Linked DNA regions of Homo sapiens: region 2 is linked to region 1. A link is an interaction called in ENCODE POLR2A ChIA-PET data of the cell type or tissue named here. Cell type or tissue: PC-9. All regions are shown on one strand.

Evidence for each region. ChIA-PET counts read pairs that join two places held together with the same protein. Peaks named below come from ENCODE experiments on the same cell type or tissue, not always from the same donor. Only the 100,000 strongest peaks of a DNase experiment are listed, where the experiment ranks them.
Region 2: POLR2A ChIA-PET joins it to region 1 with 10 read pairs; 2 of 35 experiments call an interaction of 5 or more read pairs at or near these places.

Annotation. Positions count from the first base shown.
Region 1 is chr2:70,592,496-70,600,495 of GRCh38, reverse strand. No RefSeq gene overlaps it. Among named protein-coding and RNA genes, the nearest start is that of TGFA, 43 kb to the right of the region's middle. RefSeq lists enhancers at 3,118-3,617, 3,618-4,119, 3,071-4,270. In PC-9, no CTCF peak of the experiment used is centred here; DNase peaks (open chromatin) are centred at 3,675 and 4,035; H3K4me3 peaks cover 1,173 bases; H3K27ac peaks cover 2,408 bases.
Region 2 is chr2:70,353,105-70,361,104 of GRCh38, reverse strand. It overlaps the pseudogene BRD7P6. Among named protein-coding and RNA genes, the nearest start is that of FAM136A, 55 kb to the right of the region's middle. In PC-9, no CTCF peak of the experiment used is centred here; DNase peaks (open chromatin) are centred at 3,294 and 6,374; H3K27ac peaks cover 4,208 bases.

The DNA of each region.
Region 1 (8,000 bases):
CAAGATAAACTAAAAAATATTTAATAAATAAATAAATAAATAGATAGATAAAAACTGCAGACCAATAGTCCTCATGAATACAGATGCAAAAATTCTAAACAAAATATTAGCAAGTAGAATTCACCAATCCATGAAAAGATTTATATAACATGACCAAGTGAAGAAGTTTATTCCAGGGATGCAAGCAAGGCTGGCTCACTATTCGAAGTCAACCAATGTAATCTATCATATTAACAGGCTAAAGAAGAAAAATCACATGATTAATCGTTGCAGAAAACACATTTGACAATATTTGACACTGATTCATGATAAAAGCTCTCAGAAAAAAAGAAAAGGAAAACAGGAATAGACAGGAATTCCCTCAATTTGATGAAGAACATCTACAAAAAAACCCTACAGCTAACAGTATACTTAGTGGAGAAAGACTGAATGCTTTCCTCCTGAGATTGGGAACAAGGCAAGGATGTCTGCTCTACTCTTACTTACCAAGTGCTGAAAGTTCTAACCAATATAATGGGGAGCTGGGAGGAATGAAGAGCACACAGATTAGAAAGGAGAAAATAGAACTGTCCCAATTTGCACATAGACAATCCTAAGGAATATTTTTTAAAAAACCTTCATATAACTAATAAGTGACTTCAGCAAGGTCACAGAATACAAAATAAACATACAAAAGAGTGTATTTCTATATTCTAGCAATGAACACACAGCCACTGAAATGAAAAATACAATATCATTTATAATCACTAAAAAAGAAATAGATGTATATCTAACAAAACATATAGGACTTCTATGCTGAATAGTATATAATACTGATGAAAGAAACCAAAGATATAACTAATAGGGAGATATAATGTTGAAGAGATATAATATTGAAATATGAATGGAAGACTTCCAATATGAATTGGAAGACTCAACATAGTAACAAATTCAATTCTCCCCAAATTGATGTACACTTTTAACACAATTCCTATCAAAATCTCAGCAAGATTTTTAAAGACACAAACAACATTATTCTAAAATTTATATGGGCAGTCAAAATAACTAGAATAGCTCAAACAACTGTGAAAAAGAAGAATAAAGTAGAAGCAGTCTATCCAATTCCTAGACTTCTTATATAGCTACAGTAACCAAAACAGTGTGATATTGGCAAAGATCACAAAGGCCACATGATCAATGAAACAGAACAGAGAACCCAGAAATAGACCCACATGAATATGCCCATCTCATTTTTGACAAAGATGCAAAACAATTTAATACAGGAAAGATAGCTTTTCAACATTTTCAAATGGTGCTGGGACACTGGACATGATGAACCTCTGAGTCTCACATCTTTACACAAAAATTAATTCAACAATGAATCATGGATTTAAATGTAAAATGTAAAACTATAAAACTTTTACAGAAAAAAAGCACACAAAAAATGCTTGACATCTAGGGTTAGGCAAAGAATTCTTAGATTTGATCCCAAAAGCATGGTCCATAAAAGGAAAAACTGATAAATTGGACTTCATCAAACTTAAAAATGTTTGTCTGGTGAAAGACCCTCTTAAGTGGGTGAAAAGAAAGGGCATTGGAGAAAATATTTTCAAACCATGCATCTAACAAAGAACTAGTATTGAGAATATATAGAGAACTCTCGATATTCAACAGTAAAAAAGCAAACAATCCACTTAGAAAATGGGCAAAAGATACGGAAAGTGACATACAGATAGCAAAAAAGCATATGAAAAGATATTTCATATCATTAGCTATCAAGACAATGCAAATTAAAACCACAATGAAATGTCACTACACACTTACCAGAATGGCTAAAATTAAAAAATAGTGACACCAACCAAATGCTGGCAAGGACAGAAAGGTCATTCTGGAAAAATGTTTGGCAGTTTCTTTAAAAACATTAAACATATAGCTACCAAATGACCCAGCAATTGCACTCCTGGATATATATATATATCCCAGAGAAATGACAACCTAGGTTTACACAAAACCTTTTACATGAATAGCAGCTTAATTCCAATAGCCAAAAACTGGAAACAAACCAGATGTCTTTCAAGGAGTAAATGGTTAAATAAACTGTGGTATATCCTTACTGTAGAATACTACTCAGCAATGAAAAGGAATTATTAATATGATACAGGCACCAAACTGGATGAATCCAGAGAAGTATGCTCAGTGAAAAAGCCACTCTCAAACGGTTATCTACTGTATTATTTCATTTATATAACAGTCTTGAAATGACACAATTACCAAAATGGAGAACAGATTAGTGATTGCCAAGGGCTAAGGAAGGGTGACAGAGAGGGAAGTAAATGTGCCCATAAAATGACAACATGAGGGATCTTTATGGGATAGAAATGGTCTGTACTTGACTGTATCGATGACAATATCAAATTATGCTATGGTTTGGCAACATGTTACCATTGGGGAAACACACAAGGGATTAATCTGTATTATTTCTTAAAACTGCATGTGAGCCTACATTTATCTCAAAATAAAAAGTTTAATTAAAAAATAACTGCAGAAAAAAAAATTTATCCCTCTGGTCCTTTTAAGAAGGGTGGGCCTCAAAGGAGATGGTTTTGTTTTGCTGACCAGAGAAGCAGATGCAATGAAACACTAAGGAAATGTAATAACAGGACAGAAGGAGAGAGGGAAAAAGAGAGAAAGAAAGAAAGGAACAGAGAGGCAAAGAAATGGAGGAAATACTGGAGGGATTTAGGTATAGGGCACTCACCATAAGAAACTGATGAGAAATCAAAGTTCGGGCATAACAAGAATTGCTTAGAAAGGATTTTAAGAGATATTTTTGTCTGACGTGCTATGTAATCCTCTCTTCTGGGTTTACAAGAAGTAAAGACCTGCATTACTTATCAATCTTTCTTTTTTCTTTTGAGGTGGGCTTGTGTTTATTGGGATGTGATACCATAGTGAGGGTCTACAGGGCAGACTGGAATGTTCACATCATATTTGGTAAGGTTTGTCTGGGGTTTCAACCTGAGTATGCTTCAGGTAACTGATCCCCCCAGAACTGTGACAAGAATGAGCTTTCGGGTTGACCATCTAGTTGTTATGCTCATAGTACAAGGGAAAGGAAGTTGGCCCAACAGGAGTTATGTGATCCTTGCAAAGTCACCTTCAAAAAGAGGGAAATGGTGGGGTCTGTTCCAAAATCAGAATTAGAGCCATGAGGGCATGGAATGTTAAGGGCCCCGGTGTGTGAAATGGAGAATCACACTTACGCTGCTTTACGTAAGCCAGACTGAGAGGCTAAGGAAGCCTTTCTGCAGTACAGGCTGGGATTCAGTATTTATTATAGAATCAACATGTACAAATACACAATTTCTGCAGATATTGGGAATTTCATGGATGAGGACGTCAGTAGCAGACATGCCTGGGCATGTTCTGAATCCCTGTCTGGCCACTGGAGAGCAGAGGGGTCACTGAAGGACCAGCAATCAAGCAGACCACCTGCTACCACGCACGTCCGGTCTGTGGTTAGACACCCTCCAAATGCCACAGGGGTGGCAGATCCTGGAGGCTGTAAATTGAAGAGGTTAGACGGTTGCATGGCCCAGCCCTAGTAATTACTGTGGGCATAAAGCCACAAAGACCAGCTCTGTGGCAGAATGCTTGCCAGCCCTAGAAAGGCTCTACAGCAGAGTGGAGACGTGCTGGAATTCAGAGTTCACCACAGCGTGTCAAGGGGAAGGGAAGTTGGGAACAGCATGTGTGATCAGGACCTAAGGACTTCTGCCCCAGTTCATTCAAGGGCACAGCTGAGTGCAGTTTGAAAAGGCAGAAAGAGCTGGGCACAGGTAACTGAGCAACAATGAATGGTCAAATTCATGAGCAAAATTAGATTTCCCCAGGAAGCCTGATGTCTTGTTTCTGGGGATCTAATTCAGAAAAAGGGAGAGAAAACGGCCTCCTTGGTGTGCCCCAGAGGACCTGATGGAGCTAACAGTGGGGCTGGGGCCGGAAGCGGGATGCAGACCTGGGCCCCAACAAGGATGATGCTGGTATGACTCAGTCTGCTGAGGTCAGGTCCTGGCAAGACAGGTTCCGGTGAGTGAATGAACCGATGGCAGTAGTAGATTGCTTTATGTAAGAAAATGCAGGCAGGAAAAAGATTTAAGAGGTGGTGGAAGAGGGTAGGATTTGAGCAGCGGCTGGAAGGAGAAAGAGATTCTAAGGATAATTTTAAGGAAGTACTGCTGTGTTCCAAGCCCTGTAGTGAAATCCCTCCTTGGCATCCTCAATTAGCCACCAACAAATGCCAAGGCTATTGAGAAGACTCAGCCCATTGGAGGCATAGACATGAAGGGTTTTCTTTCTTTTCTTTTTTTTCCCATATTTAAAGTATATATTTAAAGTGTACAACATGAAGATTTGATATAGGTATGTATTGTAAAATAATTACCACAATCAAGTTAATTAACATATCCATCCCTCAAATCACATAGTTTCCCTTTTTAATTTTTGTTTTTTTTGGTGAGAACTCTTAAGATAAACTCTCTCTTAGCTAATTCCAAGTATATAATACAACATTATTAACTGTTGTCACCATGCTGCACATTAGATCCCCAGATCTTATTTTTTTTTAACTTTAAGTTCTGGATACATGTGCAGAACGTGCAGGTTTGTTACATAGGTATACATGTGCCATGGTGGTTTGCTGCACCTATTAACCTGTCATTTAAGTTTTAAGCCCTGCATGCATTTGGTATTTGTCCTAATGTTCTCCCCTTGCCCACCACCCCCGAACAGGCCCCGGTTTGTGATGTTCCCCTCCCTGTGTCCATGTGTTCTCATTGTTCAACTCTCACTTATGAGTTAGACCATACGCTGTTTGGTTTTCTGTTCCTATGTTAGTTTGCTGAGGATGATGGTTTCCAGCTTCATCCATGTCCCTGCAAAGGACATGAACTCATTCTTTTTTATGGTTGCATAGTATTCCATGGTGTATATGAGACACATTTTCTTTATCCAGTCTATCATTGATGGGCATTCGGGTTGGTTCCAAGTCTTTGCTATTGTAAATAGTGCTACAATAAACATATGTGTGCATGTGTCTTTATAGTAAAATGATTTCTAATCCTTTGGGTATATACCCAGTAATGGGATTGCTGGGTTAAATGGTATTTCTGGTTCTAGATCCTTGAGGAATCACCACACTGTCTTCCGCAATGGTTGAACTAATTTACACTCCCACCAACAGTGTAAAAGCATTCCTGTTTCTCCACATCCTCTCCAGCAACTATTGTTTCCTTCTTTCTTTTCAAAAGGTCCCTCTTGTGGTCACTCTGTTTGGTATTGCTACTTCTCTGGCTAATACCAGTGGGTCCTCAGTGGCCCCTGAAGGTCAGCCATCCAAATGCTGTCCTCTCTTGACCCAGTGAGGCCTCCCCCTGTGCAAGTTTCCTGACACAGGTGGTCCTCCCTTCAGAAAATGCCTCAGGGGCCCCTTAACCTAAAGGCCACTCAAGCCTTGCCACCTTCTCTGGTGCCTACTGAACTGTGGGAAAATGTCATGTCTTCACTGAGCCAGAAGCGGGGTACATCTTTCAGCACCCTTCTCTCATCTCTACTGTCTCTCTGCTCCCCCCTCTCCTCTTCTCCAGGCTCCAGCAGGGTTAGAAGCTCTGTGGATCCAAAGACTCAGCAAATTTCAGAGAGAGAGAATCAGCAGGCTCCAATGTGGCTGGGGTAGGGATGGCCATGTTCTGCTGGGTCCTCTTCCGTCGGTCACCTCTAATGTGAGGTGGCCCCATCTAACTCTCCAGCCCCAGCTCCTCTGGTCCTGCCTACACAGGTGACACTTGTCCTGGTGACAGCAAAGTGCATATATTTTCTGTGCACCATGTTGTTCCACATATCCGAGTGCTTGTGCCTTTCTCCCCTACCCTGAACACCTGGAAAATGATCCTCTTTTGAGATCATATCAGACTCATCCTCTCCCACTCAGACAGAGCTAAGCATCTCTTTCCTCTGCTCCAATCCCACCCTGTGAACATACATGCTCCTAGTATGTGTCCCATCACAGTAAAACAGCACCTTTAAGTATCTAGTTCTCTCCCGTACCAAACTATGCATTCCTTGCAGACAGGAATTGGCCTTTTGATTTACATAATTTGTGCCTATGACAATTTCTGATTCTTACAAAGCAGTCAATAAGTGCTTGTTGATCAAACTAAAAAGAAGAAGGGAAAACAGACTAAATTTCTCATCTTTTACAATGAGGGGATATGTACCGCGGACACTTCAATGTTTGGGGTACAGCACCTGACACCTTCCTAGGTTCAAGGAATCAGCCACTGTGCGAGTCTTGGTGGAATGTGGGGCCAGCCTTTTAATCCCAGCACTTTGGGAGGCTGAGGCGGGCAGATCACGAGGTCAGGAGTTCGAGACCAGCCTGACCGACATGGAGAAACCCCGTCTGTACTAAAAATACAAAACTAGCTGGGCATGGTGGCACATGCCTGTAATCCCAGTTACTCAGGAGGCTGAGGCAGAAGAATCGCTTGAACCTCGGAGGCGGAGGTTGCAGTGAGCCAAGATCGTGCCACTGCACTCCAGCCTGGGTGACAGAGCGAGACTCCATCTCAAAAAAAAAAAAAAAAAAAAAAAACAACTAGAGCCCAGGTGGATGGCCTAAATTCAGCTACTAGGAAGCCCTGCCCAGGGTCTGAACCTAGAGGAAGGGAGGTGAGGAGAAGAGGCCTGTGCCCTGGGGCTGTGGGACTGGCAGCAGCAGGACTCTAAACAGCCTGCTCCACCTGCCCACTCCCCCAGCCTGGCTCTCCAGGCCTCCCACCAACTCTATGATCCACCAAGTATCCTTTCACTGAAATCATCTTCTATTCAGATTGGCGGAAGGCTTCTCTTTTTTGCCAGCAAGAGCCCCCTGACTAGGATATCCGGTACATGGGTTGACAGATACTGATTCATGCTTGACCCTGAAAAAGGTATGGAAGTATATACTTAACCTAAAGATATACATAATCTAAATATATATTTATTTATGTATACTTCAACTAAAAATAATTGTAGAATAAAATAGAATACAAAACTTGCAAATTACTTTAAAAAATCAGTATGACAAAAGATTAAAAAGAAAAGTAGAAATGCACATAAACATAAGAATAAAGAAGTTAGATCAATATCATTTCTAATAAATGTGACTGGGCTACTCTCTCCATTTGAAACAGAAGGGTTCTCAGAATTCAAAAGGCAAACTTCAAAACTATATGGTAGATTCTTGGATTGGCTTTCCTAAGATGGAATGGCTTTTCCATTCCATCCTCCTACTTGGAGGGGTTGTAAAACTAAAAATTACCTTTTTCAAAGGCCTTCCAAATGACGGTGCTAGGTGCAAATTAGGTTGGGCCAATAAGATGCATTCAAGGGAGATTTAGCAGGTGGAGGTGAAGTGGAGGCCACCTTGCTGCTGCTGGTTGACAGGAAACAGGTTTGGACAAACAAGACTATTGGTAGCAGCCAGACCTGTGTTCCAGTGCCTGGTCACCAGCTTCATGGGCTAAGAGGCAGTTGTGCTGGCAGCAGCAGCAGTAACTTCTCGACCCACGGCAGCAGATGTGGTGCTGTGAGTCCAGTGGGGGCTGCCAACCTCTTCATTCCTTCAGCCTAGCCTAATGCTTCTGTAAGCACCTAATTCCTTATATTAAATCCCTTTTCACTTAAAACACATAAGGGGTTTTCTGTTTCCTCCACAGAAATCTGAGTCATATACAGTGTTTACAAATGGCAGGCCTAAAATAAAGTGACCCACAAAGCTCCTCTTTAAAAGGATGTACAAAAATATAGGACATAAATGAAAATAAGACAAAGCAACAACTGAAGTAGGAATGACAATGTTAATAGTGAACAAAGAATTCAAGAAAAAAACATATGGAATATTATATCAATACAAGATGCAATTCACAAAGGAGATAAGCTCATCAGTGTTTATGTCCTGAATAAGATAGCAGCTAAATATT
Region 2 (8,000 bases), 240 kb after region 1:
GTTGACTGGAGGAGGTTTGACCACATGACCCAAAATCAGCCAGTCCATTGGCTGGCTAGAAACCAATCATATTTCTATCCTCTGAAAAATTGAACTAGGAGGCCCAGAGACCATAGGAAATAGGTGGCCTGAGGGCTTACGGAGAAAAGACATTAAATCAAAGTTAAGATGAAGCACACATAAAAGATGTGTGCCTGGAGGGAAAGGGAGAAAAGGGGAGATGTGCCTAGAAAAACAGAGAAGAGAAAGTGGCCTTTGTTTCTGCTGGCATTCCAGTACCTGCCCCAGGCCAGCTCTATTTCCTGCCTTTGTGTTTTGAGAGATACCCCTGCTTCCCCTTCCCCCAAATAAATCTCATTTATCACTTGATCTAACTTGATTAGGTCTCTGTTCATTTCAACCAAAAGATCAGTGATTAAACCAATGGAATGTCATTTCTTTTTAGAGCCAAAGAACATTAGAACTGAAAAAGGTCACTGTATAATAAACAAACCCCTACCCTCTCATCTGTAGCTATGAGGACCGTGGGATTGGCCCCACCCAGTTCCAGAAGTGGCCTCTGAACCAATCAGGTGAATCCCACTCATCTGGCCACAATGATAGACCCTCCTATCTCCTAACAGTGATGGGTTCAGGAATAGGCATTTGACCTAAGATGGTCCCATCAAGGCAAATAGTCCTCATCTGTGTGCTATGTCTGCTTTAAGAAAGAGGAGGAGGAGAGAACTCCTTCCAATATTATGAAAGTAGTGTATGTTTCCTGAAAAAAAAAAAAGGTTAAATACGGGAAAAGATGAAGAAATAAAATAGCCTCACTGGTAATCAGGAAAATGTCAAAGAAAATCAATGAGACATCACTTTTTATTCAGCAGATTGGTAATTTTTTTCCTTTTCATTCACTGTTGACAAAGTTATGGGAAACACTTTAGTAATGCAATTGGGAATATCAATTATTACAGCCCCTCTGGAAGGCAAATTGATGGTATCTATTGAAGATTAAAGTCTTAGAACCCAGTGGTTCCTCCATACCTGCCCTGGGGAAACCCTTGCACATGTGACCAAGGAGTTACCTTCGAGGGTGTTCACTGAAGCATTATATGCAATAGGTTAAAATTAGAAATAATCTAAATGTCCATGAGAAAAGGAATAGCCATAAATATAGTTCTGAATTTCTCCATAACTACTTCAATGCTTAAGCCACCCTATGGACTAGTATGCTATAGTTAAAAGAATGAAGTAGATCAAATTGTCATAACACCCAACAAGACCTGTTGAGTGAAAATGCAAGTTGCAGAAAGAAATGTACAGTCCATGTAAACTAGTTCAACCATTGTGGAAGTCGGTGTGGTGATTCCTCAGGGATCTAGAACTAGAAATACCATTTGACCCATCCATCCCATCACTGGGTATATACCCAAAGGACTATAAATCATGCTGCTATAAAGACACATGCACACGTATGTTTATTGCGGCACTGTTCACAATAGCAAAGACTTGGAACCAACCCAAATGTCCAACAATGATAGACTGGATTAAGAAAATGTGGCACATATATACCATGGAATACTATGCAGCCATAAAAAATGATAAGTTCATGTCCTTTGTAGGGACATGGATGAAATTGGAAATCATCATTCTCAGTAAACTATCACAAGAACAAAAAACCAAACACTGCATATTCTCACTCATAGATGGGAATTGAACAATGAGAACACATGGACACAGGAAGGGGAACATCACACTCTGGGGACTGTTATGGGGTGGGGGGAGGGGGGAGGGATAGCATTGGGAGATATACCTAATGCTAGATGACGAGTTAGTGGGTGCAGCGCACCAGCATGTCACATGTATACATATGTAACTAACCTGCACATTGTGCACATGTACCCTAAAACTTAAAGTATATAATAAAAAAAATAAAATAAAAAAGAAATGTACAGTCCAATGTCATTTCTGGGTTTTTTTTAAGCCATTCACACAAAGCAATCTGATTCTCATTCATGTGTTTCTATATATGAATGTGAATATATAGGAAAGAAGTGATGGTCAGGGGGACAGTTTACTCTTACCATGGAATAGTAATTTTGTATAAAAGGACTGTAATAACATGTTAATTGTATAATTTTACATTAATACAATTAAGGTTTTAAAAATATGTGTGCAAGGCCAGGTATAGTGGCTCATGCCTGTGATCCCAGCACTTTGGGATGCTGAAGCGGGAAGATTGCTTGACCCCAGGAGTTCAAGACCAGCCTCTATGTAAAATAAGCAAGACCCAGTCTCTATGTAAAATAAAAAATTAGCCAGGTGTGATAGCACATACCTGCAGTCCCAGCTACTCAGGAGGCTGAGGTAGGAAAAGGATTGCTTGAGCCCAGGAAGTCAAGGCTGCAGTGAGTAGTGATTGTGCCACTGCACTCTAGCCTGGGTAACAGAGCAAGATCCTGTCTCAAAAAACATATGTGTATGTGTGTGTGTGTATACACACATACACACAAAATTTGGAAAACATGCAAAGAACAAAGAAGTAAATAAAATAACCTCCAATCCCACCTCAATTCCTAACTCTGGAACTCTTCCTTCCAGTGTTTTTTGGAGTCGGGGTCTGCTCAGCGTCACTCAAAGTATACCCAATCAGGCTGTCAGCTGCCCTTCTGCCCACAGGAGAGTCTGGGACCATCCAATCCAGAGAACTTCTCATCTAAATAGCACCTTGTCTCTACAAAGTCATTTGAATCACCCACCCTTTGTGATTCAAAATACTAAACAAAGTTATGAATTTTCCTATGACTGTTTCAATGCTTTTTTTAAAGCAGTAAATGTCAAAACCTTTCCAAACAAATGCTCCCCCTCCCTTTCTTTGTTTGGGCATTTGTTTTGTTATGCTTTGCCTTGTTTTGTCAGGATTTTTCATGTCCCTGTTTCTTGGTGCCCTAAACCCACATACAGTCTGCCTCTTGATTGATCCTATCTCTCCCCACCCCCAAAAAGGCTATGTTTGCAAAGACACACCCAGTTTGTCTGCCCCCACCCCGCCCCACATCTATTCCTCCTGTCTCAGTCTTGCCATTGTGTCCAGGGCAAGCTACAGAACAATGAATTCTTAGCAGATGATGGTATTGCCCTGTCCCCATGTTCTGAGCCAACCCCAGTTATGCCTGGCATCCGGGAGTCAGCGTTTTGTAGGCTTCTGTGACATTTGACAGCTCACATCCCACTTCTTTCAGCATTTGGAGCAGGAAGGACAGAAGGCTGCTCTTGTCACCACCAATGAGCTCATCCTTCTCCGAGAGGCAATAAGAAAGCGAAATTTCACCCCATGAATCAGGAAGCCTGAATTCATGACAAGGCACACATTCCCCAGCTTCCTGACCCACCGGCTGACCTTTCCATAAAAAGGAAAACTAGACAAGGCCTCCTCCCTAGAATAAAATAACCGATCAAACAAGGATAAGACATTTTTTACTAAAACAAACCTTTCACCCCATCGACCTGAATCCTTTGATTTCTGTATACCTTTCAAGGTCAGAACACTTTCTTTTCAGTCCTCTTGGGGATGAAGTCACACATTTCCGGGAGCCTTTCCCAACTTTAGCACTTGGGGCAGCGTAACCATGAGCATGTCACTTAACCATCCCAGTTTCTTAATCTAGAAAGTTAAACTAGAACACTCATTTCTATCTTTTTGCATTGTTGAAAGGGTTCGCTCTATAATCCTAGTGCAAAATGTGCCCTCAGCATCATTCACTATCTCATAATACTGGCTGCCCAACTAGTAGATAAATAGCACCTTGGAATTCAGATTGACCCTTCTTGGCTGTGCTGTTCTTGAGAGGTTAAGTCTAGGAAGGAAGTAATAACAATGTAAGGTCAACGGCACATGTTCCAGAGAGTCAGACTGCCTGGCTTTAAACATTCTCTCCAACACCTACTGGTGGTGGAACCATGAACAATTTCTCAAGTTCTCCAAACCTTAGGTTCTTCAAATTAAAAGTAGGGAAGTGGAAATAAATAATGCTGTGTAGGGCTTTTGTGGTGAGTAAAGGAAACAATGCATACAAAGCACTTAGCACAGTGCTTTTGATAAGATTTTGATTGGAAGATGTTAGCTATTCTTACTTTGGTGGTCACTGTAGTAACATTGTGTGAGTACACTGTTGGAGATCAGAATCATTAGGGGTTCCATCCATAGTAAGATCACACATTCCCTGGAGAAGTGTCAGGTGTGGAAGATAGTCAAAGTTGGTATAGTCAGCTGTGGACTAATAAGGGCTCTTTGGATTACAAGTGTCAGATGCTCAACTCAAAACTAATATTAATGAAAAAAAGGGGATTCATTAGCTCTTTGTGGCAGGGTTGGAGTTCGCCTTGAGCATGATTGGCTCCAAAGACTCAAAGTCATTAGGGCTCTCTAACTCCTTCCCTCAGTCCTGCTTCTCTCTGTAGATTGGTCTCATTCTCTCTTTGATGGATGACTTCCTCTATGTAGCAAGTAACCCCAGAGGAAAGACAGAGCTTCTCTCTTCCAGCATGTGTGTGTGAAATCCAGGGAAAGATTGGTTTTGAGTTGAACATCTGACACTTGTAATTCAAAGAGCCCTAATTAGTCCACAGCTGACTATACCAAATTTGACAATCTTCCACACCTGACATTTCTCCAGGGAATGTGTGCTCTTACTATGGATGGAACCCCTAACGATTCTGATCTCCAACAGTCGGCCCTGTTTAGATCATATGCCCACCCCTGGACCAATCACTGTGGACAAATGGATGGAGTATCCTGATTGGCCAAGCTAGCTCTATGCCTTTGGCCAGGGTGCTCTTCCTACCACGTAGAATGGGGGTTGTTCAACTCCACAAAGGAGATGGGCTAACGCTGTTACCAGAAAGGAAGAGGGTAAAGAATATTGATCATATCAACAGATGCCTAGTGTAGATAACATCTAGGGGTCATATTTCCTTTTTTTCTCCAGTTCAAGGTTCAGCTTTATTACTTGACACATTTCCAGTGTCTGGAACACTGATTCTTCTAAATTTGACTAATTAGAAGTTTATTAATGTGTAATATCTAATGTAATGCCAATGTATAATAGTCCCTTGAAAAGCATTTCCAAGTTAAGAATGAAAAATAAAGGTATATTATATATCATTAAATACAGATAGTTTCTATTCAATCAGGTCCACAGTCAACAATCAGCAAGATCAGTCTTAAGTTCTTCAAACTCTTCTGTTAAATCTTCTGTTGTTTTCTATGATGGGGGAAGGAATGAAAATCCCCATTGTTTTTCTACCTCTATACATGCTTGTGATGCTGGAGTTATTTGCACAAATTCTTTAAGGTCATAAGCCTTGCTCTTCAAGATGCATCTCTCGGTAAAAGGGTCACAGGAGACATCTCATGCAGAGATGAGACCTGGTCCTCAGATGCTTATTCTAGGTTCTTGGAAGTCCTTGAACAATTTGGTCTTTCGGTGAGTTTTTTTAGAACTTGTCAGAGTAAAAAACTTCAGCCAGAGCACCAAAGTTGTTACTGTTTTGAGTGCTATGAACCCATTCTGGTTGTTAGACAGCAGTTGGCCTGCTGTATTTCTGTAGCCTCCATGTGTTTTGCTGTGTCAAGCATCCTATTGTGACCTTCACCTTCGGGTGATAGCATTTCCAGCTCTTGCAGGATTCTAGTATGTCCTCCTTTCATGAGAATATCCAGTAAACTACCTGCCATAATATATGGGTAATCTTGGCATATAACAACAAAAATAAAGACCAAAACAAAATATGGATGCTGCAACTACTGGGAAGCTCAGCGTCCTCCCCATAAGTTCAGTCACTTAAATTTGAATCATCCTTACTAATAGTCACAAATGTGGAGTCATTGCATACTGTGAAAGAACTTTAGGGTCTGTGATGCAAACATAACACTGGAATAACATGATTCCTTTGGCCTTCTTGGAACCTCCACAAGACAGTCACTCCAGACTGAAGCCATTGAGTTGTTATCCCCAGTCTTACAGGACAGAGGGTGGGTTCTTCTACCACAGGATCTTCAGAATGGAGAAGTCTCCATGTTGCTGGCCATCTGGCCTTCTTTCAGACTCCCCCAACTATAACAAGCCAGCTGGTCAGCTTTCCTCCAGGTCCTTTAACTATTTTTAACAGGGCTAGTCTGCCTCTGTTCTCTTTCTAAATTATTGCTTTACAATTATCTTAGCGCAAGTCTCTGACTTCTTTTTATTTTCTTCAATGGGAATTTTGAAGTATTTGGCATCAGTGACTACAGGGTTTTCTTTCTCCCTAGGGTGGCAGCCATGGTTCTCCCCATCTCTGTAAGGTGTGTGATTCAGCATTCTGCTCTGCAGTCTTTTTTAGTCTGTCATGAAATCTATGCTCTGACTCAGGCTCTGAGTTTGCTCCAAGCTAAGAGTCTGCACCCCTGAGTGTGATAGCCTCTTTGCAACTTTATAATAAATGATCTTTGTTTGTTATAAAGCATGACACTTCATATCTTTTAGTCTCCCTATGGACTGGTAGCCATTATTCTAGGTCTCCTCTTTTAAGTACTAAAATCACTAATATTTAATAATTACAGAGTAGTCAGGAGTCACAGGAAGTGAAAAGAAAGCTCCTGCGTCCTTTCTCTGCAATTGCCTCATCTATTGATTCAGAACTTCTGGAAGGTATGTCTATTGTCCTAACTAAAGAGCTTTCAGGAAAGTTCAGAGGTAGAAATTCCAAACTTATAGGAGCCTGGCCCCAGAAGCATCCTGTTTTATTCTCCATAAAGTGTTGGTCTTGCTGCTGCTTGTAATCCTTTGCTCTTCTTTGTTTTTCCCTTTTTTCTTCATCTGGGAACTGCTTTTCTCCTTTCTTTCTCTTTTTCTTTTTTCTGCCCTTGTTTGTCATGATCATTTCTGTCTTCAAAGAGGCTTAAGGCAAAGAGACTTGCATACCAAATTAAGCCAGACCCTAAATCCAATGACTAATATCCTAATAAAAAGAGGAAAATCCCTACTAAGGCACTAAAAAAGAAAAAATGGAGACGAGGAGGAGAGAACAGAGATACACCCAGAGGAGAAGGCCACATGGAGAGGGAGGCCAGGATTGGAGTGATGCAGCCACAGCCAAGGAATGCCGATGATGGTCAGAAACCACCAGAAGCTAGGAAAGATGTGGGCAGACTCACTCCAAGCCTCCAGGAAGAGCCAGTCTTGTTGTCACCTTGACTTCTGACTTCTAGCCTCCAGCACTGTGAAAGAATAAATTTCTCCAGGCTGGGCGCGGTGGCTCACACCTGTAATCCCAGCACTTTGGGAGGCCGAGGCGGGCGGATCACGAGGTCAGGAGATTGAGACCATCCTGGCTAACATGGTGAAACCCCGTCTCTACTAAAAATATAAAAAAAATTAGCCGGGCGTGGTGGCACGCGCCTGTAGTCCCAGCTACTTGGGAGGCTGAGGCAGGAGAATGGCGTGAACCTGGGAGGCGGAGCTTGCAGTGAGCTGAGATGGCACCACTGCACTCCAGCCTGGGCAACAGAGCAAGACTCCGTCTCAAAAAAATAAATAAATAAAAATAAATTTCTGTTGTTTGAAGTGCCTTTCCAGCTCATCCTCACCCCCACTGGTTGGTTGTGGTTCTGGTTGCATAACTCTGTGAATGGTACAGTTTGTATTTTTTGAGACAGGGTCTCACTCTGTTGCCCAGGCTGGAGTGCAGTGGTGCAATCGTGGCTCACTGCAGCCTTGACATCCCAGCTCAAGCAGTGCTCCCACCTCACTCTCCCAAGTAGCTGGAACCACAGGTTGTGGAATTTTTTGTAGAGACAGGGCCTCCCTATGTTGCCCAGTCGGATCTTGAGCTCCTGTGCTCAAGTGATCCTCCTGCCTCAGCCTCCCAAATGTACAATAGTACATTTTAAATGAGTAAATTAATATGATATATAAATGATATTCAATAAAGCTCTTGTTTAAAAAAATTTTGTCCTGACCTGCCGGTGGCCTCAT